2 separate regions of the Mus musculus genome follow, and region 1 is linked to region 2. The links are chromatin loops, found by intact Hi-C in ENCODE. Cell type or tissue: left cerebral cortex. All regions are shown on one strand. Links, peaks and the distances in the headings refer to the core of each region. The heading gives the core; the rest is flanking DNA.

Evidence for each region. Peaks named below come from ENCODE experiments on the same cell type or tissue, not always from the same donor. Only the 100,000 strongest peaks of a DNase experiment are listed, where the experiment ranks them.
Region 1: a loop joins it to region 2, with 5 times the contacts of the local background. A loop is called at or near these places in 3 of 42 quality-filtered maps.

The regions. Positions count from the first base shown.
Region 1 is chr13:99,139,879-99,152,464 of GRCm38, forward strand. No RefSeq gene overlaps it. Among named protein-coding and RNA genes, the nearest start is that of Gm41036, 30 kb to the right of the region's middle. In left cerebral cortex, for the core only: no CTCF peak of the experiment used is centred there; DNase peaks (open chromatin) are centred at 6,674, 8,097, 10,001 and 10,774; H3K27ac peaks cover 4,569 bases.
Region 2 is chr13:98,917,554-98,930,139 of GRCm38, forward strand. Tnpo1 (transportin 1) reads right to left here and starts at 8,831. Exons shown (of 24, transcript NM_178716.3): 1 at 8,698-8,831. The coding sequence starts at 8,712. Gm52051 reads left to right here and starts at 6,859. Exons shown (of 2, transcript XR_003950643.1): 1 at 6,859-9,853; 2 at 11,480-11,608. In left cerebral cortex, for the core only: no CTCF peak of the experiment used is centred there; DNase peaks (open chromatin) are centred at 6,668, 7,642, 8,201, 8,843 and 1 more place; H3K4me3 peaks cover 3,134 bases; H3K27ac peaks cover 3,066 bases.

The DNA of each region.
Region 1 (12,586 bases), core at 3,144-11,143, 220 kb after region 2:
GAGAGGCTAGCCAGAACATGGGAGAGAGAGAGAGAGAGAGAGAGAGAGAGAGAGAGAGAGAGAGAGAGAGAGGAGGGGATAGGAAGAGAAGGGACAGAGAGGGTAAGAGAGTTAAAGAACAAGGAGAGGCCAAACAACTCCTTTTATAGTAAGCCAGGCATTACCTGCCAGGTAACTCTGGGGCACAGCCTAGACGTAATGCTAACTTCTATAAAACTCATGTTCTTGCATAACATGGAGGGGTCAGGCAGGAGGTAGGGAAAGTATAAAAAAAGCAGTCAAATATAAAACTATCAGTTATGTTAAAGGGCTTTGGAGAAAATAAAGCAAGGGACAGAATTAGGGAACAATGCCAAATGTGTGTGTGTGTGTGTGTGTGTGTGTGTGTGTGTGTAGCAGGGAGGGGGAGGGGGAGGGGATGAACTGATCTCCAAAAAGAAAACCCATGAAAACTAAAGAAAGAGTCAGGGAGGGTCAGGCAGCAGGACAGAGCGGGGTGGGGGGGAAAGCCATATCCTGAGAAATAGGGCTGGTTAAGAAGACCCCAGAGGCTGTTAGGTCATGGCCTTCAATCTGAGTAGGATAGATTATTAAAGGGTTTTGATCATACTAATTATACTATCTGATTCACTTTTTAAACATTGGGATTAGTTTTGACTGAAAACATAATACACAAAAGTCATAAGCATTTCTGGGACTGGCCCACATTCCAGCAGTATTGCCCTGGTGTGCTGCATTGCAGGTGCCCTGTGGGGAGACAAGAGCGGGAGATGGGGCTCTATTAAGTCGCACCTCCAGCTCTTCCGAAGGGTGATGAGGATGGTGCTAGCCGGAGTGGAAGCCTCGTGGTTCTACCAGCTCAGGACAGCATCTATTCTTCATAAAGGGTTTTTGGAATCGACAGGGTAGAGACCAAAACACGGCCAGAACATAATTAAAGTCCTATTTTAATAACTCTCCAGGTGGCTGACATGCCATCTGTGAGCAGACTATCATCGAACACGATCACCTAAACTCATTTATCACCCACCGCCCCACATCCTTGAGGGACTTAGCTTGCCCTTGCTCTAAAAAGGGAAACTCAATTTTAACAAAATTTGTTCGGTGAGTTATTTAATTAGAAAGGCGCCTTTGCATATTCCATAGAATTAAAGAAAAAAAAATCTGCTCTGAAATTAGTTGATAACTCCTTGCAAAGTGCTTTAGTCATTTTGTTGATATGAGACAGATTACAATTACCCTGATGGGATGCCTGAGCGAGAGAAAGAGAAAGCTATGTAGTATTAACCTCTCGCAGACCTGACCATTTATCTAGTTGGTGCAAAAGGCCCTGAAGTCATTTTCAAAACTTTCCTCATCTTATCTGAAGGAGATAAAAGAAATGAATTGAAATGTTGGGAAACTTATTAAGATAGTTTGAGGATTCCGGTTAAGTAGCAAGAGAGATAACATCCAGGAGCGGCAATTTTGATGGAAGGGTCCCTTGGCCCCTTCACTCCATGAGTGTCCTGTAGGGCTCCCTGGGGACAGAAAAGGAGGGGGAAGTTGCTTTCTCTGTTAGGAGGCAGGTTTTGTGTCTCTTCCTGGGAATGGTGAAGCTACTCAGAGTATAGATAGAATAAAAGCTCCAGGCTCGCTCCGGATGCCCCAGAAACTTGAGTTCCAAGGTGACCTTCAAATTCCTCAGTTTGGAGTTTTGAGGAAGGAAATGGCGGCTCGAGGAAGGCTTGGAAGAACGTTATCTCTGGCTCCCCTGGGAACATGCCAACAGTGGGTTTCTATGGTGGAAGGTGCCCACTGCTCGGCTCCATTGAGTCCATAGTTCCACTTGAGGAGAAAGAGCAGAACGTTTTCTACTTGTGGCTGCTCCTCATACACATATCTATGGACAGTTGGTACCTGAGAGGCCATGGTAGGTTTTCATTGGCTTTTATTTTACTCATTATAATACGCTAAGACAAAAGAATGCATATTCTTCCCCCCTGGTAAAGGGCAAAGAGGCACCTTATTAGTGGTGTAACTCTTACATCGGTAAGGGGCAGAGCCAATACATGGCAGTCCTTTGTTCATTTTGGCTTGATACTTGGTTTGGTGGCCAAAATGATCTTATGCCTGGGATTCATACAAATCAAATCAAATCAAATCAAATCCAGGCAACACAGCATGGGAGGAGGAAGACAGAGGGACCTGCAGACTGCCCTATCACCCACAGACCTACCCTCCAGCCCCTGGCAGAGGTGGGCCATACACATCCTCTTGCCACCATGCCACACAGCATGGATGGAGAACTGTCACCCAGGGACCCACCAAAAGTGTGGCCAGGCTGCAGTGGGAACCACCGCAAGTTGTGAGAATGTGGTGGTCAGATGGGAGAGAGAGAGAGAGAGAGACGTGGAGCAAGAAGAGAGATGAACCTGGAGACTCAAGGGTGGAGAAGAGTAGCCTGCTGTGATTGGAGAGCCCTGCTTCCATGGTGAGGTCCCAGCCCAAGTGGCCACTGAAGGCCAAATCTGAGTCTGTGGTTATACAGCAGCAGGAGTTGGTATAGATGTCTATGGCTCATATTACCACTAGAGAACATGGTCCCTGGTTGGGGCAGCCACTAGGGAACATGTGAATGTGTATAATTGGTCCCTCCTCCTCATTGGGTGCCACATTCTGAAGAGCTGACCCCATCTCTGACTGGAGGCAGCACTCTGGAGAGGATACCCTGTGTTTTGTCCAGGCAGCACAGTGGGGTTGGCCCTGGTGGTGGGGTGTGGGTGAGTCACACAAGAGTGTGAGTATGGGAGAAGCTGATCCTGCTACTCACCTGCTGTTGGGTAGTATGAGAGCAGAGGTGATTCCCCCCACCCCCTCCATCTGGGGCAGTCAGGAAAGCTGTCTACAGGGTCATGAGTTGGGAGTTGGGTGTGGCTAGCCCTGCCCCTTATCAGCTTGTGCACCCTGAATGTGACCTCAATAGTACAGCCCCCATTGTGTCAGGGGTACAGGTGAGCCAGCCCCAAGAGTGAGAGCATAGGAGAACTGTCCCCTCCACTTGTCTGGTATAAGTGGGTACAGGAGTGATGCCCTTGCTCCTGCTGCAGATGGAACAACTGGTCTTGGGGTCATGAGAGCAGATGAGCTGTCTCAGTCCCTCACAGAGACTGTGGGGGGATATTGGGGGAAGAGTGCACTCAGCTCTGGAGGCATGGGTGCAGGCGAGCCAGGGGCAGGAGAGCAGGAGAGCTGACCCTGCCTCCTGCCGATGGCAGCACTGGGTGGTCTAGCCTGAGCACTGCTGGAGAGCTCAGTCTGTTGGTCCAGATAAGGAAGAGCTGGTGGGCTGACCAGCTCAGCTACCTACTGCCCAAGTCCAGACCCAGGGCTCTGAATTGACCCACCCCCAAATCCGTATCATCTGTGAATGGTTGGGACTTTTGAAAGGGCCAGCCCTGCTGTTCCAAAGCTGCAGGATTTCCATGACACAGGGCAAAACCAGAATATCCCAGAGTAGCCCCAATGAGGATCCAGTGTTGGTAGTGTAGCAGAAGCCAGAGATCTTGAACCAGACCAATGACTCATTGAAATAAACATTTCCAAGTGAAGATGTGTGGACAGAGGGATACACTGTGGGACACACTGTGACACACTACAGCTTCCACGATGAGCTGTTTTCTATGCTTTGTTTGTTCGCTTGCTTGCTTGCTTGTATGTTTTATTTTGAAGGGGATTTGCAAAGACAAAGGGCAGATATGAGGGGATGGGAAGATGAGTGGTACTGGGGTGAATGATGTGAACCTCACAAAGAATCAATAAAAGGGTTTAGAAAAAATACATATTATTATACACACACATATACATATATACATACATACATACATACATACATATGAATCAGTAATACTCACTTTGAATGAAATAGACTGTATGTCATAAAGATACTTAACACTGCTGACCTGAACCACAAGCATAACAAAAACAAACAAATAAACAAACATTGTTTAGCTTGGTACTATATAAAGCCTATAAAGATAGAGGACAGACTGTGTCATTCAGGGACTGGCTCTGGTGTTGGTTTGTGGTTGAAAGGATACCTAGTCCTGTCTCTCATCTCCACAAAGGCTTGCCTGAGATACCAGTGTTGCTCTCAGGGAAGCTTGAGTGTGTATGTGTGTGTGTGTGTGTAAAGGGAATAGCTAACTGAGCTGAAGGAACACCACACGGTGACATGTTCTTCAGTGGATATCTCAAATGTAAAGGTCTGAGATGATAGGACAGGAGCTTTGGGGGCCACAGGACTATTTGACCACGACTGACTTGGGTGAGCAGGTGGGAGGGGGGAATTTCAGGTTACATCCAATGCTAGTCACCTCCACGCTAGCATCCTCTTTTGTGTTGACTAACCAGGCTGAACAGAAGAGGAAGAGAGAAGCTTGGCTCTCTCCAAAGGGGCCTGCGAGGGTTAGGAGGCAGCGGTTTCATAGGAAACACCTGGGATGCTTCAGACATGGCCACGAGGCTCGACATCAAATTATTGATGGTGGTCGTGAGGGATCAGAGAACGAAGAGGGAGTGGTAGAGACCATTTTCCTGAAGATGTGACCTAAATGCCTCTTTTTCTATTCTGGAGGCCTTGTTCTGGAAGGGATTTAGACTGCCTCTGGTTCTCTTTGTTAAAGGTATGTACCAAAACCCCAAGTGCACACAATATGTGCACATGCTTGCACACACACATATGCATGCATGGATATGCTCACGTGCACATATACTGTCTGCATACATACAGACAGATGCCTACATGCACACATATGATTACATGTACATACATTGCACACATGAACAGTGTCTGCTCAACTTTCTATACCTGGCAGGGAGGTATCCATGCTTTGGAACCCTAAGGATATTCAGATAGGGCAGCACCTCTGGAGGTCAGGAGTGGAGAAAAGGTGGGGTTTTCCGCCACTGTGGTAAGGGTAGTGAGCCAGCAGGTAGGTTGAGGGAATTCCCTGAGCCTGGGAAGATGGGAGGGAGGCAGATGGGTTGGAGTGTGAGGAAGCCCAGCTGGCAGATCATCTTTTCCCCCTCTGAACCACTTCATGCCAGGTCCAGCTATTACCATAGAACTTGGAGCTCTCCAGTGCAGACCTCGAAGAAACAGCCTTAGGTCAGGAACAGCAAATCTCTTCTCTTCCCTTTGTATCCAGTTGTCAAGAATCACTTTAAAGGGCTGTCTTCATTTGCAGTCCAACTGCTTTTCAGAAGAATTGAAGGCGTGTGGCAGGGTGGACTCCAGAGATAGCATAGAAATCCCAGCCCACACAGCCTAACACTTTGCAAAGCCCCTTCCTCTTCCCAGTGTTGTACCGTGTCCCTGTGCCCTGCCTTTCCTAACCTGTTCTCAGCAGCAGGTGCAGACTGACCCAGAGCCTTCGGGTTCTCACAGCTGACGGACGTGTATGCTCTCTTTTCACGAACAGTCAAAGTTTACCCCTTTGTTGTTTTGAGTCCTGACAATAAAAGAAACCATCTGAGTTGAGAGGCTAAAACACAAAACCAGATGCATGTTCATTTCCAGACAAGTTTTCTGATCTTTATTCCCTTTTTCAGATGCAACCATGCCCTATGTCGGGAAGCTGAACAGAAATAGGAAATTCTAGCTGCTAGATCAGTGGCTCTCAACCTGTGGGTCATGACACTTTGGGGATTGAACAACCCTTTCCCAGGGGTCAAATATCAAATATACTGCATATTAGATATTTACATTATGATACATAACAGTAGCAAAATACAGTTACGAGTAAATATGAAAATAACTTTATAGTTGGGGGTCAACAGAACATGAGGAACCATGTTAGGAAGGTTGAGAGCTAGGTTCTTTCCAGGAGATAATCTTTTGTAAATAAACTTGTAAATGTCACAACATTGTTACCCACTCAAAATAATTATTTCTACATTTATTCACTGCCTTCCTCTGCCTTTCCATAATAGATTAGAGTTCTATACGTCTGTTAAAACTACAGCAAGAATTATATATTTATATATTTCACGCTATTCAATATAAGTGATAATACTTTTAATTATTGCAAAATTTCCCCCAAGAGTATAACATTATAGCATTTAAAATGTGTAGAGTCAACCAGTAATGAAATTTGCTTAGCCTGATTTAATAAAAAAAATTCACCCATTTTTTTTGTTTTGTTTTGTTTTGTTTTTTGTTTCTGATAGCATCTTCCCCCTGCCATCCCACTATCATGAGATGTAGTCAGGGATAAACATGCCTGTGGATGCCACAGACTCCTGGAGTGGACACAGATGTGGATGCATTTTAATCCGTGCTAACTGGTATTAAGGAAAGACCACGGTTCTAAGTGGACATATAGTCAAAGAGCCCAAGGCTGGAGGCTGGAGAGAATCTCCCCCGGAGTGAGAGCTGAAGGAGTGACAGCTAGCTGCAGTGTGGGGGACTGAGCTGGAGTGAGGGACCTTCCTCTCTGTGCAAGTCTATCCTATCTCAGTAGAAGACTGCCTTCTTGTTGCGCTCAGGGGACAAAGTCGGCAGAGATTTCGTTCTCAGTGACATATGGCCGTCCATTTTAGTCCTTATTCACACAGAAATTTCCTTCGAGGGATAAAAGAAGAGAAGAGAAAGCAGTCAAACTTCGGGAGGAAAGTGAAAACCCTCCCCAGATGAGAAGACAGATGGGACATAGGAGGTGGTAGCTAGAGGGTTGGGAGGGAGATGCCGAAGATAACACCCAGTCTCTGCAACGAGGCTGGACTATTTTTACACGTATCATACAGATTGTTCAACTGTGGTCTGGGCTATAAACTGTCATTCTTCAGTGTGGGGAGGCAATGCATGCTGGGATCCTGAAGAGTCAAACACATCTCCAATCACGTGATTGCTAACCAAATGCTGACACGATCAACCTTCACCCATGAATGGACTACACGTGGTACGTACCAGGCTGAGGCCAGGTGCAGGGGCATCTGCAATCAGGGAAGCAGTGACAGATTTATTTGAAGACCATAAAGCTGACACTCCTTTTCTGAAACTGTTTTTTTTTTTTCTTTTTTGCTTTTCAGAGAAGATGATATGAACCTTCTGCTCTCTTTGGCAGAACTTCTTCTTTAAAAAAAAAAATGATATTCATCCTCTTCTAGAATTCCTGAGGTCAGTACAGTGTAATAAACTAGACCTTGGTGAAATATTGAAATGACTATGGCTTTTAGGGCTAACCTGGACATTGAATAAATGACCAACAACAGCTGTGTGTGAGAGAGAGAGAGAGAGAGAGAGAGAGAGAGACAGAGACAGAGAGACAGAGACAGAGAGAGACAGGGACAGAGAGATTTATTGTATACATTCATTTATTTTGGAGTTTTGAGGTAGGGTCTTACTCTATAGCCCAGACCTGCCTCAGATTCAAATTTGTTCTCCTTCCCCAGCCTCCAGAGCCCTAGGATGTAGGATGTAGGTGTGAACTGACATACCTAGCTCAACATAATAATATTAATGTATGCCATAGAAGGCAACTTCTGGCTTTGGAGATTAGATAAGAATCTAGGAATTTAGTAGAGAGGGGGAGAGAAAAAGAAGGATGGAGGGAGGCAGAGAGGGAAGGAGAGAAGGAGAGGGAGAGGGAGAAAGGGCACAAGATACACCCCAGAGGACAGCCAGGCTACATTACCCTGAAAAGACAGGGTCTCCAAGGCTTGTAACGTGATGGGGGCCAGGGAAACACTGGGAAACGCAGGGCTTGCAAGAGACTGTGTATGCTGCCATGCCTACGGAGCAGCTTGAGATTTCAGCCGGCTCCAGTGGTGCCTATTCTCACCGTGGGGATTCCTCCACAGTAGTAAGACCAGGGCTAAACAGACAGGAGCTGAGTGTGAACAGGGCCTAGGGATGGGCTGCCAGGAACAGCCCTTAGCAATGGGCTCCCCTGACCTCATTTTGTTCTTTGGAGCAGTAGCTCTGTAAAGCCTATGGCTGTGAGTCGTTCAAACACATGGGGGTGTGGGGGCTCTTTTGGGATTTTCCTTGCAGGAACACTCCCCGCCTATAGCAGAAGTCTGGAGAACTCTCTGTGATTTGGCCATCCATTTAACACTCTCTTCAGAACATAGGTACCAGAATTAACAGTCACGGCAACTTCTTTTGGCAGATGGGAACTCATTTCACAAGTTCCTGAAGAATGCTGGCTTTTCTTTAGCTGCCAGAAATCCTACAGTGCAGCTTGAGCCCATTTCTAAATATATATAGACTGCGTTTTGGAGTCTGGGGAACTGGAGTTTCCTTTGGACTGGATGGGGAGAGCTCCCGTTCTCGGTTCAATGAGTGAGGTGAGGGAGGCTCAAATAAGGCTTCCCAGAATGAATCTTAGAGAAAGACTCAAGGGCCTTTGCTTCAGTCTACCTCTCCCCACATGCCACCCCAGGAGCTAGAACACAGCCAGTCATTTGCTTTTCTGTTGGTTACAGTATATATATTCATGTTATTTAAATGAGGTAATGAATTTTAAGTCTTCTTCTTTTCTTCTTTATTATGTTATAGCAACGCCCATCTTCACTGGCATCCATGCCGACACTTCCTAAAATCTACAACTGATACAAAGCTGCTGGAAGTTTCTAGAATGAAGGTCTTATAAGAGCTTTATAAAAAGAATATGTGAGCAAAGGGAGGATGTGGGGAAGGTGGCTAATGATCTGACTTCTAGATCAAGAGCACCCGGAACCACAGAACCACAGGCCCAGCGCCTCTACGGATGTGCAATTTAAAATGCACCACTCCAATGTCATGCGCCGGAACTTAATCCAAGAAGTCATGAGGGTAGCGTTAATGGTTTTATAAAAAGACAAGAGGGAGCTGGACTAGAATACTTGGTCAGTCTCACCGTGCCGTCAACTGCCAGGATGCTCCCATCTCGGGAGAAGAAGCAGACTTCCTGGTCTGCAGAGCTGGGATCCAAATCTACATTTATCCTGAGATGGACAGCTCTGGAGGGTGAGCTGCAGGTAGACCTATCTGGAAGTCAGCGATCGTCCAGCCAAAAGGAAATGGAAGAAGAATGGGCTTAGACACTCTTAAACCGAGAAGAGGGTGAGACACCTTGTCTTAAAGGATCAAATACTACTCCCCACCCCCTGTCAAACCAACCAACAGAACCTCAAGACCAGAGTGGGACTCGGTATTGTATGGAACCACGTGAAACAAATGACAAAACAAGCTCCTTTAATTGCTCTTGAAAGTTACTGGAAGTGAGCCGCGTTCTAGAGGGGAGAAGATGCCAGTTGCCTGGCTCAGTTCATGTTACAGAGATGAACACAGAGGAGGTCAAGGTGAGGTCATGAGCCTCAATTCTGTCTCACTGACACACTTGTGGACCAGTGGGAGTCCACAGCAGGGCTTTCAGGCAGCCACGAAGGGGACACGGTCTTTTCTCCTCCCCTCTACATAACATACTCATTACCAAAGCCTTTGTGGGAACCTGTTTCTGTTGCCTTCCTTCTCGGGTAGGGAATGTCCTGGCCCTGGGAATTTAGGGAAATCAAAGCAAGGTTTCCTGGCTAGCATGTAAACTCTGGGGCTTTCCTGGGCCTCTAAACCTGTTCCACTGTATGTCACATTACAGAGGCCACCAGATAGCCAGCTTGATGAAGGAGAGAGGCAAGTGTGTTCGAGCACAGGCTGGATTCCTGGATGGATTATGCTGACTGGAGAAAGGGCGACTTATTTAGCACAGCTGCACAAAGAACACTCTTGGCTGTCCTGGCTTTCAGAGTAGGTTAGGGCAGAGGCTAGCTGCCTCTGTCTCCTGAGCATCACACTGGGGCTGGGATGTGGATAAAGCCTTGGTCCAGTATGAGCTGAATGGAGTATGGAGGAGTGACCGGGAGTCTAGAGACCCTCTCTCAGCAAAGGCTGGCCTTCTTTATTCTCTTCAACAAAAAGGATTGACAAGAAAGATTCTGTTCAAAGTCTTTCAGCTTTAGAGCGGCCTGCAGAAGTGGGAGGGGGAGGGGCACAGCCGGCAGACTGTGGTTTAATTGGAAGCCGGGGGAAGAATTCAAGTTTGAATTCAAAATGATAAAATGGCAGAGGAGGAGAAGATGCAGCCTGTCTCTCCTTAAAGAGATCAAGAGATTTTTTAGATCTGTCCGCATCAAAGTTTTCCCTCTCTCTAAGGAAAGAAAAATCACTCCGTGTTTAACTCTCAGGCGTTTGTGGTGACCTCTGCACTTCAGTGGCCTCTGTGTAGCTACTGGCTTTCACACTTAAGGTGGAAAAGTTTCCTTCAGTGATCCTGAAAGTACTGCGGGGGTCTTACTAATGGACACACAGCAGGAAATCGCAGAGGCCGTGACTGACAGATGGACCGGATGGACCGACACATTTATTCCCTTTCTGCTATTCAGTTCTACCCGCCTCCCTTTTCCTTGCAGAGAGCAAAAAGTTACCTTTTTAGAGCCAAGGTGGTAAATGAATTCAGCATTTGCTTAGACTTGTTGAAAAGGAGCACCGAGGTGATGCTGAGGACCTAGGTAAGGATAATTGGTGGAACTTAGAGAGCATGCGCATGTTGGAGGGGTAGCAGGCAGAGGACACAGGCTGGTTGAAGGGAAGCAGAAATAATAAAATAACTATACATAGTGATAAGGCCTATAAAATAGACCAGGAACAGAGGTAGTGGACGTGTGACGTAACAATGTGTCCATCTGGATAGCCGGGGAGAAAGGAGTTTGCTAAGGCAGAAGTTATGCTAAGAGTAGAGACTCGATTTCAGGCAGAGGGAAAGGCCCCCCCTGGGACAGACCAGTGACACAGACTGCTAGATCCTGAGAGTGGCTGAGACAGAGAGGCTGTTTTCTACTCACCAGAGTGCATGGGATTCATCTGTGAAGCTTAGCTGAGCTCTCAACCATTCCCTAAGTTCACATGCCAAGTCTCTTTAAGGCGAGGCCTGACCTTTTGGCACAGGCCCTGGCAGAGGCAGACTTGGTGCATTGTCGGTTGGAGTGGGCAAACAGTAGTCAAAGACACTTACCTGCAAAGCTTGGGACCAAAAAAACCTGACCCCCTTTTGTTGGCATTGTGACCCTCCCATCAACGAGATCAAAGAACGGGCGTGGGGGATGATGATGTCATAACATACATACTGCACCAGGGCATGGAAGGACACGCCCCTCCCTCAGTTTCCAGTTAAAGGCACAGTTTTGTGCCCATATGCCTCTTTTCCTCCTGTGATTTTCCTGAATCCTACCCCAAGACATCCCCCAAGTTGGTTCCCGACTCCACATTAATTGACCATTAACTGTGATAGGCCCGTGCCTCTCGGAAGGGAGGGGGTTTTCACTTCTCAGTGTCTTTATACTTCCAGTTTATATTCCAGATGGCAGTCTGACGTAAGACCTCTCATGGTTTTCACTCGTGAAGCTGTAGGAGGAGCAGCAGCATCGTGTGTCCGTGGTTCCCATGGTTGCCACTGTCTAACCTTACAACTTGGGTGGTCTGTTTATGGTACACAAACAGAGCCATGTTCAGCTGCTCTTTCCAGTCTTTTCCACTGTTCTATTGCGTTTTATGTACCCCACAGGTGGGGCCATGAAAGGAAGATAAACACTTCTCAGCTGTTATCACTTTTACTGCTAAGTTTGTCATCGGATAGTTCACATCACCGAGTGAACCAAACACTTGAAATAGGCAGAATTTAAAAATTGATATTTACCCCATCGTCTCAGAAAGACTGAATAACCAAACCAGGAGTCACATCCTTCAAGAGGCCCTAATTCCTTCATTCCCACCCCCCCCCCTCTGTGTGTGTGTGTGTGTGTGTGTGTGTGTGTGTGAGAGAGAGAGAGAGAGAGAGAGAGAGAGAGAGAGAGAGAGAGAGAGAAAGAGCAAGAGGGAGAGTGTGTGTGAGAGAGAGTGTGTGTGTGAGAGATAGAGTGTGTGTGTGTGAGAGAGAGAGAGTGTGTGTGTGTGAGAGGGGGGGGGGAGATCTGAAAAGGCCAGAAAGGGGAATCAAGTCCCTGGAGCCAGAGTTATAGACAGAAGTTATAGAACATGGGAGCTGGAAACATAACTTACCTCTGGAAGAGCAGCAAGTACCCCACCCTCTCTCATTTCTCTTTAAATTTGATCTTAATAGATGACAATGACCTTGTGAGGATTCAAATGACTTTCAAATCTGAAAGTCGAAAAGGCTGAAAGGGCTTATTTGCAGCCCCTGTTTGCAAAATTGTCAATTCAGAAGTTAATATTTGCGGACAGTTATGAGAGGTAAGGAATATATCACCCTCTTCCATTCTTGTTTGAGATTACATTTTCAGTTTTTACTCTGTGCTTACTGTTTTTGGTGTTGGAGGCAAAACCTTGCCGGGATTTCAGGAGACAGTTCCCGTGCGAAGTGAATCGAGGGGCTGTTAAAAATGCTCACCCCGGACTTGCTCAAGATCAATTTGATCAGTTCTCCCCTTTATTCAAATGTGCAGCCAAGGCTGAGACCACAGGTCTGGACCTCAGACACCGCTGGGAATCTGAGCCAAAACAAGATGCCCAGAGGATGACTCAGCCGGTAACAGGAACTTGACTCACACC
Region 2 (12,586 bases), core at 3,082-11,081:
CTGTTTTAGTGGAGCCCACGGTTAAGAGACTTTTAATTGTAAAAAGACTTTGGATTTTAAAAGAGATGGATATTTTAAAGAGATTGAAAATTTAAGAATATGTAAAGACTGTGGGACTTTTAAAGTTATTTAGATCTTTTAAAGTTATTTCACTTAGTAGTAGAAAGGAAATCCAGGAACACCAGGCATCATGCAGGCCATGAGATTTATGGTCAAGTGAGGTTCTACAGTTGTACAGTTTGTCCACATACAGGCTCACAGAAGCAAGTGCAAAACAAAGCACAGAACTGGTCTTAACTGGGCCCCTGGTTCTGCCAAACAACAAAAATAAGCAAAAAAAAAAAAAAAAAGAAAGAAAACAAGGAAGGAGATCCAAAATTCCATGACTAACTGTGGAATTTAAGCTGAGTGAAGGCCATGTAAAACAGAGTGAAAACAAGACAGCAAGTGGCCAGGAGACAGGGATGGGTGTGGGGTGCTCCACGATCCAGAAGCTGGTGTGAGGGACTGGGCGTAAACCACAAAGGCAGGAGTAGAGGTCACAGGGTGGAACACCATGCAAGAGTAACTACAGAAGTGCAAACTACTGCCTGATCTCACTAGGTATTATGCATGCTAGGGTATAAAACAACCCATTACACTCCTGGTGACTTCAATATACAAAGAGCAGGTGGTACTAGAAACAAAAAGGTATGTAGGCATTCATGACATAACCTAAGGCTGGGGCTTTGGGGAGAGAATAGTCTAAAAGCAGGAAAGAGACTTCAAGTTGTTGTTCTCACTTCTAGGAAATATGAAAAATTATGCAAAATCAACCAACTAACTGAGGTACAACTGTGCCAGGTTCCCAGCAAGATAAGAAAGGAAGCCCAGGCACAGTGGCACATGGGGAGGCAGAAGTAGGACTATGAGTTTGAGACCAGCCTGAGAAACAGAGGGAATGCCTACATAATCAGGAGAAAGTAGATGGATAGGAGATGGCGATGGAGAAAGAAGGGCATGTGTTCAGGGGCTAGAGAGCTGTCATAGCATTGTTCTTGCTCAAGACCCAGGTTCCATTCCCGGCGTGCACATGACACCTCACAACCTTCTGTTATTCTAGTCCCAAGGGATCCGAAACCCTTTCTGACCTTCCCTGGCACAGGCTGGCATATGGTGCACATATCTGCATACAGGCCAAGCACTCATACACATAAAATAAATAAATCTAAGAAATATTTTTAAAAGAAGAAAGAATATGTTGAAAGGGGTGGTGGAGCTGGCTCAGTGGTCAAGAGCACTTGCTGAGGACCCAGGTTCAACACCCACAGGGTCACACTCACAACAATCCCTAACTCCAGATCAAGTGGACTGGATGTCTTCTGACTTCCGCAGGCACCAAATATGTACAATGCATATTCATACATGTAAGCATAACACTCACACATAAAAATAAAATAAATAACCCTTAAAGAAAAACACAAAAATATGCTGAAAGTTCTTTTTGGTAGGTAGACAGTAAACCCCAGAGGACACAAAATAAAGGTTAAGAAGGGTTAAGATGGGGAGGTGGGTGGGAAATTCGACTATGAACAGACATGTTACAAATCTGATAAATGAAATGCAGATGAAGGCTGACGAGGAACCAGGAGCCTCTGCAGTTACTGACAAAGACATCCTGACACCTGACTCATCCATCTTGTTAAGAAATGGAAGCTACTATGGTAAAATGGTTTTACTTTAAAATACCTAGGTTGGGTGTGGTGGCATATACCCACATGTGGTATATTTAATTTCAGCACTTGGGAGGCAGAAGCAAGAGGATCTCTCTGTGAGTTCCAGGCCAGCAGGATCTATGTAGTAAGTCCTAGGCCAGCCAGGATTATACAGAGAGCCTGTGGCAATAAGAACAAGAATAAAGTAAGTAATTGAGCGGTTTTCCTTTTTATGTATTTCATAATCTGAAAAACCCATTTTGTTCTTGATGATTTATACACGTAATGAACATGTTTCATTTCAAAATTTCAATAGTTTATTCTAGTATAATGTGAATTAAAACACTTGAGGCAAATCTGACCACACCAGTTAGTGTCGTTGCTGTCTGAAACTGCTTTGCACTACAATGGCAAGGCTAGTATGGACCAGAGAGTAGAAAATATCTATAATCTGCCACGTATGCTCAGTGGACCAAGAACACAGTAGGTGCTTACCTCCTGCACACACAGAGGAATGGGCTTCCAGCTCCCAACGCGCCAGCTGCACTCTACTCTTCATGGACCTCTCCTAGGCCTCCCTGGGCTACAGCAAACCTGTCGGCCTCTGACAGTGCTTGTGGCATCCTCTGCTCACATCTCTCTCCACAGCTACTGCACCAGCCAGCCAAGGCGACCCGAGCTTGTGCTCTCTGCAGCTGAGGGAGCCGACTTCTAAGAGTTTACTGCTTTAACTTGCTGACTTCAGAAAACCGTGTTTACTAAATATTTCCTTCTCTTGTTAAATACTGGTGTATATGTGTGTCTGTCCAGAGAGAGCTTCACTGCTGAGTGTGCCTGGGTAACTGGCCTGCGAGCTTCCAGGGAGTCGCCTGCCTCTCCCTCGCATCGCTGTAGGAGAAGCTGATTCCAGGGCTTCACGTGTTCTGGGACCTAAGCTCGCTCGCTTTCATGGCAAGCACCTGACCCATGGAGCCACCTCCTCAGCTCAGTTAGTTTTCAAAAATGTTAATCCCTAATGGAAACAAATGAAAGTTGACTCTGTAACTCGATGTTCACTTTTTAATGATGTGATTGTCATTATTGTTAAGCATTTGCTTACAGAAATACAACAGTTTGGAACATTCAATTATTTCTCTCCTATAATTTCTTTTGTTAGGAAAGACAAAAGTGATAGGAAGGACCTGTGTCCTTTCTGGGACAAGCACTTCTGGTGGGCGTGAAGGAGGAGTGCAATGTACTATCTCATCACTGTTTCAGTCAGCTGTAAAATGCAACCCACGTGCATGTATGTGGGGTTTGCCTTCCTTCTGTTTTCCTTCTGTTTTCAGCATGAAATCTTCTATCCTTCTTATGTTAAACAGCTCTAGTCTTCTTGGCTTATTTTCCATTAAGACTTTCATTTATTTCACCAGGAATGGGCTTCATCGAGTATAGTTTTCAATTCAATTACTTAATGGGCCTTTAAACTTCTCTTAGTCACTAAATTTAATCAAATTTGTGACTTCTTTGGTTTTTCTCTTTGCCATTTGTTGGAGAGCATTACTAAGAATGCTGAGCCCACATATTGTTGCTGCAACCATTTCAGAATCCAGATGTCTCTCTATATATATTATATATCTCTATGTATACAATTAGATTTCCTCCTGGTAAAGATTTTTTTTTTCCATTTTCTAAAATGTGGAAAGTTAAGGTCTGTCTGGTTTAATTTTGTAACTTAACCATTCATTACTTGGAGTATGTACTACACAGAAATGTACAAGTAGTATCTTTTAGACAGACAGACAGACCTAGATTCAGAGTCAGGCTTGCATATCTAGCCCTTGTGCAAAATGCATCTCCACCTTTTCCCATCAATCAGAGAAAAATAATTTCCATGTGTAACACAGAACTATGATGATGAGAATTCGGTATAAGAAATGATATGTAGCAGACAGATGACTACAGGTACCTCCTGACTACAATGGAAAGGAGCACTAATTCAGTCCCCCTCCTTCTCCTTTGTCGCCCAACAGTGGTGCATTAGCATTATGCTGCTTCTATTTATTTCATAAACATTACCAAATTCCCTCAAGCAAGCCTAGCATAGTAGTGAACATCTATTACCTTTGCACAGGGACGATGGCGGCAGAAGGGGACGATCTGAGGCTAACCCTGAGCAACAGAGGCTGTCTTCAAACAAACAACAGCAGCCCTAACGGTAGAGGCTTGTAAGCACAAGCTAAAGCAAGAGGATGAAGAGTGTAAGGGTTGCCTGGACTAGAGTGAGTTCAAGGTCAGCGCGCATAACTTAGTCCATCCTCAACATGTAGCCTGCATGAGGTCATGAGCTCAATCTCTAACACTACTCACACAGACAGTAACAGCAATAAAGATCAAACCACCACCAAGAGCAGAGCAGAGCGGTCCACAACATTAATCCAAGCACTCAGAAGGCAGAGGCAGACCTCGGTGAGATGGAAGCTAGTCTGGTCTTCTGAAAGTGTTCCTGTACAGCCAGGGCTACAGAGAGGGGCCCTGTCTCAAACCACCACCATGAAAAATAAACCTGCTGTCTTAGTTAGGGTTTTACTGCTGTAAACAGGCACCATGACCAAGACAAGTCTTATAAGGATAAACATTTAATTGGGGCTGGATTACAGGTTCTGAGGTTTAGTTCAGTATTATCAAGGCAGGAACGAGGCAGCATCCAGGCAGACATGGTATAGGAGGAGCTCAGAGTTCTGTATCTTCATCTGAAGGCTGCTAACAAAATACTGACTTCCAGGCAGCTAGGATGAGGGTCTTAAGCCCATGCCCACAGTGACTCACCTACTCCAATAGGCCACAACTATTCCAACAGGGACACACCCTCTAATAGTGCCACTCCCTGGGCCAAGCATATACAAACCATCACATTCCACTCCCTGGCTCCCATAGACTTATTCAAACACATGAGTCTATGGGGGCCATATCTAGCCATAGCATAAAAGTACATTTAGTCCAACTTCAAAAGTCCCCAGTCTGTAGTGGTCTCAACAATGTTAAAATTTCAAACTTCAAAGTCTCTTCTGAGATTCATCCAATCACTGAACTGTAATCCCCAAAGCAAGGCAGAAAACCAGCTGAGCCAATTCCAAACTCTGCATCTCCAAGGCTGATGTCAAAGCAGTCTTCAGATCTCCAACTCCTTTTTCATCTGTGTTGAAACTGCTTTCTCCTGGGCTGGTTCCACTCCTGTTAGCAGCTTTCATGGCTCTGGCATCTTTAGTATCTTGGGGTCTCCAAGTCAACTTCAACTTCACAGATTCTTGTTTCAATATCTGAGATCCACACATGATCTTCTGGGTTCCTCGAAAGGGCTGGCATCACTTCTCCAGCTCTGCCCTCTGTAGCACCCTAAGCTCAGGTTGATCCACTCCACTGCCATAGCTGTTCTTGGTGATCAGCCAAGAACATCCCCAATATTCTGAGGCCTTCTGCTGCAACTCGGCTTTACCAATCGCCTCTCATAGGCTCTCTTCATGGTGCCAAGTCTCAAATCCTTCAGTCCTGTGCCATTAACTGCAACCGAGGCTGCACCTTCACCAATGGCCTTCCATGGCTTCTCACAATGCCAAGCCTCAGCTGTTCTTCATGACTTCTTCATGTCTTCAAACCAGTACCACCTGAGTGACCCTTCAAGTACAGCAGCAGCAGGAGGTATAACCTTGGCTATATCCAGAACACAGCTGCTTTGTGCTCACAGAAAACACTGCCCAGAAGATTTCACCTCTGTGATACTGACTTCCAGGAAGCTAGGACAAAGCTCAAGCCCACGGTGACACACCTACTCCAATAGGCCATACCTACTCCAACAGGAGCACACCTTCTACTAGTGCCACTCCCTGGTCCGAGCATACACAAACCATCACACTTGCCTTAAGCAAAAGTAACCAGACAATATGAATTCAGAAACGTGAATGATACCCAGCATCTCAAAGAAACATCTAAAGTGCAGCTAATTGTCTCATGCACAAAGATGTTCGGTGTAGTGATTATGTAACTACAAAAAACAATTAAAAACTCTTTAAGAGAAATTCACACAAACATTACACATTCATAAAAAAACAAACAATATCACTTATTAGCTTAAGAAAATGCAAGCAGAAAATTACTTATGCAATAAAATCTCAACTGTGTAAATATACACATTTGTAGAAAATACACTGAAGGGCTTAGATAAATTACTGTACCATCCTGAAATTGGCAATTTTAAGTTTATTTCTCATAGTTATAAAAAACACTGAAAACGATGATGACGAGAACATTAGTGATTTGTGGAGCATCGACTCCATGTGGGCCTGGTTCTGAGAGCTTCCTAAGTGAACTCAGTTCTCAGAACACAACCGAGATGATGTAACCTGTTTCACGTTACACTGACAATTACAAAGGGCCTGGCTTAGATTGCCCATCCACATGCAGGACAAGCCTACCTTGTATCATAACCTAAGCCATTAGAAGGACACCGATGATTCAAACCCCTCACACTGAGAGCCACCTGTCTCCTTTCTGTACTAAATTCAAATAGTTCCACTGCCACTGACTGCCTTTTAGAAATAAGATGTGAGCTGGGTGTGGTGGCGCACACCTTTAATCTCAGCACTTGGGAGGCAGAGGCAGGTGGGTTTCTGAGTTCGAGGCCAGCCTGGTCTACGGAGTGAGTTCCAGGACAGCCAAGACTACAGAGAAACCCTGTCTCAAAAAAAAAAAAAATTTTTTTTTTGAAGACAAATCTCCATCCTCGTTTCTTGTTTCATTTGTGCATGAAGATGCTTGAAAGCGAATACTCTACTCATCACACCAACTACAGTCCTTCTAAGAACAGTGCCTAGGATAGATGTGTCAGAACCACACAAAGGCTTTGAGAACCTCCCTTCCTAACCTCTACCTGACTAACCACAGTCCACCCACTCTCACAAACCTCTGTCCAACAGTGAATACACTCCTCTAACCTGCTAGAGCCTTACTAACACTAGCCAAGCAGGACCTCATCTTGTGAGAAGTTTCCTTTTGGAAGGTGCACTGTCCTCCGTGATTCTGAAATCACCAGTTACACTCTAGTTCAGCTCTCTCAATCTCTGCACGTAAGCATTTGGGGGGGGTGGGGAGGGCCAAATCTTTGGCATCTTATACCACATTCTTTTCTTTCTTTCCTGGTTTGTTTGTTTTTGGAGACAGAGTTTCTCAGTGGAGCCCTGGCTGTCCTGGAACTCAGAGATCTGCCTGCCTCTGCCTCCAAAGGCAGTCCGCATGCTGTCACCTTCCTCTCTTTCATTTATTCTGGTTACATTTACTTCATGTGGAACTTGACTTGGCTTCCTTAGAACCTGATTTCTTTTCAAAAAAAAAAGCTTGCCAATATGGCTAACAAACACAAGAAATTCCTCTAAATATAGCACATGTTCACATTTCAACACAATTTAAGAAAACTGAATGCACACAATCACTTTAACATAAGTAAAAAAAAATAGTCATAAAACAATGACTATAACAATTATTGATACTGGAAATAGTCACAGCTAGGATCTTTTTTTTTTTTAAGATAAAATTCTATCCTGTTGCTATTATATAATGGCAAAAAGGCACAGCTAGGATCTTTTTTTTTTTTTAAGATAAAATTCTATCCTGTTGCTATTATATAATGGCAAAAAGGCTTTTAGGAATGGAGGGAGAAATACAAAAATATTTTCTATAGGTCTTTCAGTGGGAGGAATTCAGTAATTTCTGGCCAGGGCAGGATGGAAAAGCACATGGCTAATGGAAGGCCGAGGCCCTCTTCAGAAAGGGAAGACGAACCACTCACAGTGCAGTAGGTGTACACGGACTCAAGTAAAAGCTGAATTGCCAAACCACTATTCACCCACACACGGCAAGTGTCAAGGAGTTTAAAATAAATCGGCCACCTCTAAAGTAGTATTTTTCCTTTGCACTTGCAAATTTCCACATAGACCAGCCATTCTCTAGAACCAGGACGGAGGGTTACAGGACAGTAACAAGGATCACTTCTCACCAACTACAAACCATCCACTTACTTCATTAGCACACTTTCTTACCACACTTAAGTGAAAGTTTCGATAGGGAAACTCAAAACCCAGCAGGTACTTTTGGTATCCTAAAGATGAACACGTCTGAGCGTGCACATTGCAGACAGACAGGTCAGTTCCAAATACTGATTTCACCGAATATTTTGCATTTAAGGAGCGTCTTCTCTTTAGGGGGGAAAAGCATTGCTTACGTACTCATTGAAGCCATCACTGTTTTTCGAACAGGACATACTAAGCTTCTTAATACAATCTCCCCAACTAGTGGACAGCCTCTGACTTCGTTTCTACAGTTAACAGCTGATTCGCGACTGGCGTAACAAAGTGAAACTGTAAACAATCCCTGCAAACCCCACGTGATTAAAAAAAATTAAGCCCCGCGAGATCATTTCTAAGAGGAAGAAAGCCTTTCTAAAGCCAGTTTGATTGTGGTGGCGGGTCTGTTCCTCGGCGGCCCTTCCCCGTGGCGTGGGCAGACAGAGGCAGACGTGCAAAACCCACAAACCTAAGCAAAACCCGTAGTTACAAACATTAAAATTATGTTCACAGGTCGCGAGGCCAGCAGGCCCTCGGGGGAGACGGATCAGCTGGCTGCAGAAACCGGAGTGTGCGAGGCTCCGGGACAAAGACCGGCGACCTCGGGCCCTCGCACCGTGCGGCCTGACGGGCATCGCAGCGGCTCGGCCCGCCAGCCTCCCGCCACCCCCAGGACCGACCTCCCGCTCCTGGGGCGCCGCCTGCCCTGTCCGGGACCCGCAGGGCGCCCGGGACCGCAGCTGTTGGGCTTAGAACCGCGCCGTCGCCGGCGGGCTCCAAACGGCCAGGCCCCGTCCGAGAGGGCGGACAGCGGAGCGCGGTCCCCTCGGCGCGGCGGCCGGTCGGAGCTCGCTCGGGCCGCTTCCCACCCGCCTCCGCCCTGGCCACGCACCCTCACGCCAACCTACCCGGTCCCACACCATCCCAGAGGCCTCCGGCGCTCGGGCCTTTCTGCCGAAGCGGCGCTGCCTCCCGTCCGGGGCCTGAAATGGCTGCGGAACAAAGAGAATCCGGGCTCCGGCGAGCGCCGGTCCGATTGGCCGGGGGGCGGAGCCCGGCGCGGGAATCTTCGGCGGCGGTCGCCTTGGCAACGGCGACGGGGCTGGGAAAACTGCGGCCTGGGCCTGCTGGCCTGCGTCGGGAAGGCGGGCGGGCGGGCGGCGCGCCCCAGCGGTTTTCACCAAGCGGGGTCCCGGGGTCGACGCCTCGGCCCCGTGCCCGCCTCACACCCCCTCGCGCCCACTGCAGCCCCCACAAGCCAGCCTGGGGCTCAGTCGCGGCCTCCGCTGCCCAGCCCGTTGAGTGTGAACGCCCAGATGCACGGCCCTTCCGGCGGCAGGTGACGTGCGTGCCCGGAGTGCACTCGTGTCCCCCCCGGGAGACCGCCGAGCCCAGAGCCCGGCGACACCCACCAGGCCGCTCGTCCCACAGTCGAACTGTTACAGCTTTCCTGGGACAAGGCAGAAGGGTGTGGGCGGACGGCGGCCCCCTTGATAACACAGGGGCTTCTGAAATGTGCTGATGTAGCACGAAACTACCATATAAAACCAAATGAAATGATTTAGAAAATTAGGTTTACATCTCTAGGTATGTTTCTACTATAAAGCTAGTTCCCTGAGCTTGGAGATAATAAGCTCTCCTCTCTCCTTATACAGCCACCACCAGAGAGGTACTGTAACTTCAAGCTGAAAGTGTTTTAAAATGGGAGAGGTAGGCACTTTTCAAGCCAGTTGCAATAATGGTAATGAAGAGAGGTGAATTGTTCTTCCCAGTGGTAGCACACGCTTTTAATCCCAGCACTTGGGAGGCAGAGTCAGGCAGACTTCTGAGTTCAAGGCCAGCCAGGGCTATACTGAGAAACCCGGTCTTGGAAGAATCGTTCTTCCCTGCCTGGTTATTTTTACACAAACTTACCACGTATGAGTATTTTAAATATGCACAGCAAGGTGGTCCTTTTTTCTGAGTGAGTGGCCAGCGAGAATTATCTTCACATCAGTGCTTTCAACTGCCTTAGTGTTACATACTTCTTGTTTAGGCAGTGATTGCTCTCCATACACTTTACAGGTAAAATTATTGTACCTAATTCTTGAAAAATGCTAAATATTTACAACTTATTTATTAAGAAGCTTAAAAATCTTCACTTGTAATACTTTTTAGTGTTACAATTAGCTTAACTCAAAGTTTGAGACTAAAAGATGGTTTTTATCATCAGAAAGCTGAAAATTGAAAGGGAAAATATTTAAAATTACTAAAATATGGCCAGGCATGGCAGCCCACACTTTTAGTCCCATCACTCCAGAGGCAGAGGCAGACAGATTGCTGAGTTCCAGGCCAGCCTGGCCTACACAGAGAAACTTTGTCTCTATCAAATAAAATAAACATTTTTAAATGTTGATTTAATAGAAGTTAGATAGAGTAGTGTTCTTGGAAAGGAATTTTCTAAGAAGGAATATGTCCTAAGAAAAACAATTTAATGTAAACCTTCCTCCAGAGCAGTTTGGTGAGTCTGCAAAAAAATTTACTGCAAGGAAAAATGTAAACAGGTCTTATTTTATACTTAAAAGCTTTCATTGTAGAGTAGAGACTTGTAAAAATCAGATGATTGTGTGATTGTGGTAACTGAATCTTACATTGCTGGAGATTTAAAAAATAAAATAGCATTAAAATCTATAAGATTAGGGGCTGGGAAAATGGTTCAGAGGGTAACAGCCTTTGTTTTTGCAGAGGACCTGGGTTTTAGTCTCCAACCATGAGGTAGCTCATAACCGTTCATAATTCCAGTTCCAGGGGTCCAATGCCCTGCTGACCTCCACAGACACTAGGCATTCCCATGATGTGCGTGGCAGCAAAGCACTCATACACATAAATAAAACTAAAGATGAGCAACTAAGGATTGTTGTAGGACCTACACCAAGCAATGAAGAAGAATTTACCTAAATACTACTTTGGGAATAAACAAAGCTAACTGGAAGGAGGAAGGATTGAATATTAATTAGTATATATAAAAGGATTTATTCCCTTGAATTCTTTTTAAAGAAAAACATTTTTTTTTTGGTATTTTATTTTTGGTACTTTTTGGTATTAAAGGTATGTGTTACCACCACCCCACATGAATTTTTCTTTAGGCAGGGCATGGTGGCGCACACCTTTAATCCCAGCACTTGGGAGGCAGAGGCAGGCGGATTTCTGAGTTCAAGGCCAGCCTGGTCTACAAAGTGAGTTCCAGGACAGCCAGGGCTACACAGAGAAATCCTGTCTCGAAAACAACAACAAAAAATTCTTGGTTATTAGATATTATAAAGTTGAGATGGGGCTGGAGAGATGACTCAGTGGTTAAGAGCACTGATTGCTCTTCCAGAGGACCTGAGTTCAATTCCCAGCAACCACATGGTGACTCACAACCATCTGTAATGGGATCCGAAGCCCTCTTCTGGTGTGTCTGAAGAGAGTGACAGTGTACTCACATACATAAAATAAATAAATCTTTTTTTAAAAATTGGGATGAGATAATCTAAGAATCTATTCTTTCATTGGATTGAAATGAGAATGTGACTATACAGAGATTCTGGGTAGAGATGCTTTAAATAAGTGATCTTTGACTCTGATCTTAAGCTAAAACTACTCTTACTCATCTTAAGGCTTATGACCATATGTGATTTAATTTTTCTTTTCTGCTATTTTTTTCCTTAGTGTACAGGATACCAGCTACTGCGTGATGTTTCCTCTTTACGTTTCATGTGGTGAAACTCTGCAGACATGTTGGCATTTTTCAATGACATATACTGAAATTTAAGATGGTAATAAACTTTGCTTTTAACCTTAAAACCTTTCTGTTCTTTAGTTAGTTCCTCTTTTTTTTTTTTTTTTTTTTTTTTTTTTTTTTTTGGTTTTTGGAGACAGGGTTTCTCTGTGTAACCCTGGCTGTCCTGGAACTCACTCTGTAGACCAGGCTGGCATTGAACTCAGAAATCCGCCTGCCTCTGCCTCCCGAGTGCTGGGATTAAAGGCATGCACCACCACGCCCGGCTTAGATTATTTTTAAATTACAATATATTTAATAAACATATTTTATAGCAAATATATTAAGTATTTAATAATTATTAGCACAATTATTTTATTAATTATTAGTAATAAATCATTACTAATGCTACATAGAAGCTCACTAAGATAGAGCTGGAGTAGTACCTGAAGTAGGCAAGCTTTAAAATAGAGTACTTCTCAGAACCATTTTTCAGTTGTGCCCCTGGAAAGACACTGTTGTCTTACCCAACCTTCTTTCCTTCTTAACTCTTGATTCTGTTTAGCACTACACAGTTTAAGGAATTGTCTTCTGCTTTGAAACATCTCCAGATTAACATTAAGGAAAATCTTTTTAAAGAAATAATTTAGGAGAATGTAAATGCTGCAGGGACAGTTATAGTACATTCAGCAATATGTAAATAATCTATAGGCATTTCTTACTTAAAGCAAACCCTTACATAAGGCTTTAATTTATAAAATGATAAATTAAGAAGTTATTTTTAACTGGGGAAGGATTAACTTTAAATTCCTTGAGCTATTAATAACTCCTAGCAATTAAAACATAATTCTATTTATAAAAAGGGCCTACTTAGGCTCCTGCTCCTGGGAAGATGCAGAAGGCACAGTGTTCACTGTTCTCAGTACAGCCAAAAGTCCCAGACATTGCATAGAAAACAAGCAGCGGAAGAGGCTTCTGGTAGAAAGCAAATAGACTGAGCAGGGGCCGTGCGACTCAAGGAATGACACAAAGATGAGGTCTCCCGGGTTTCTTTGGCC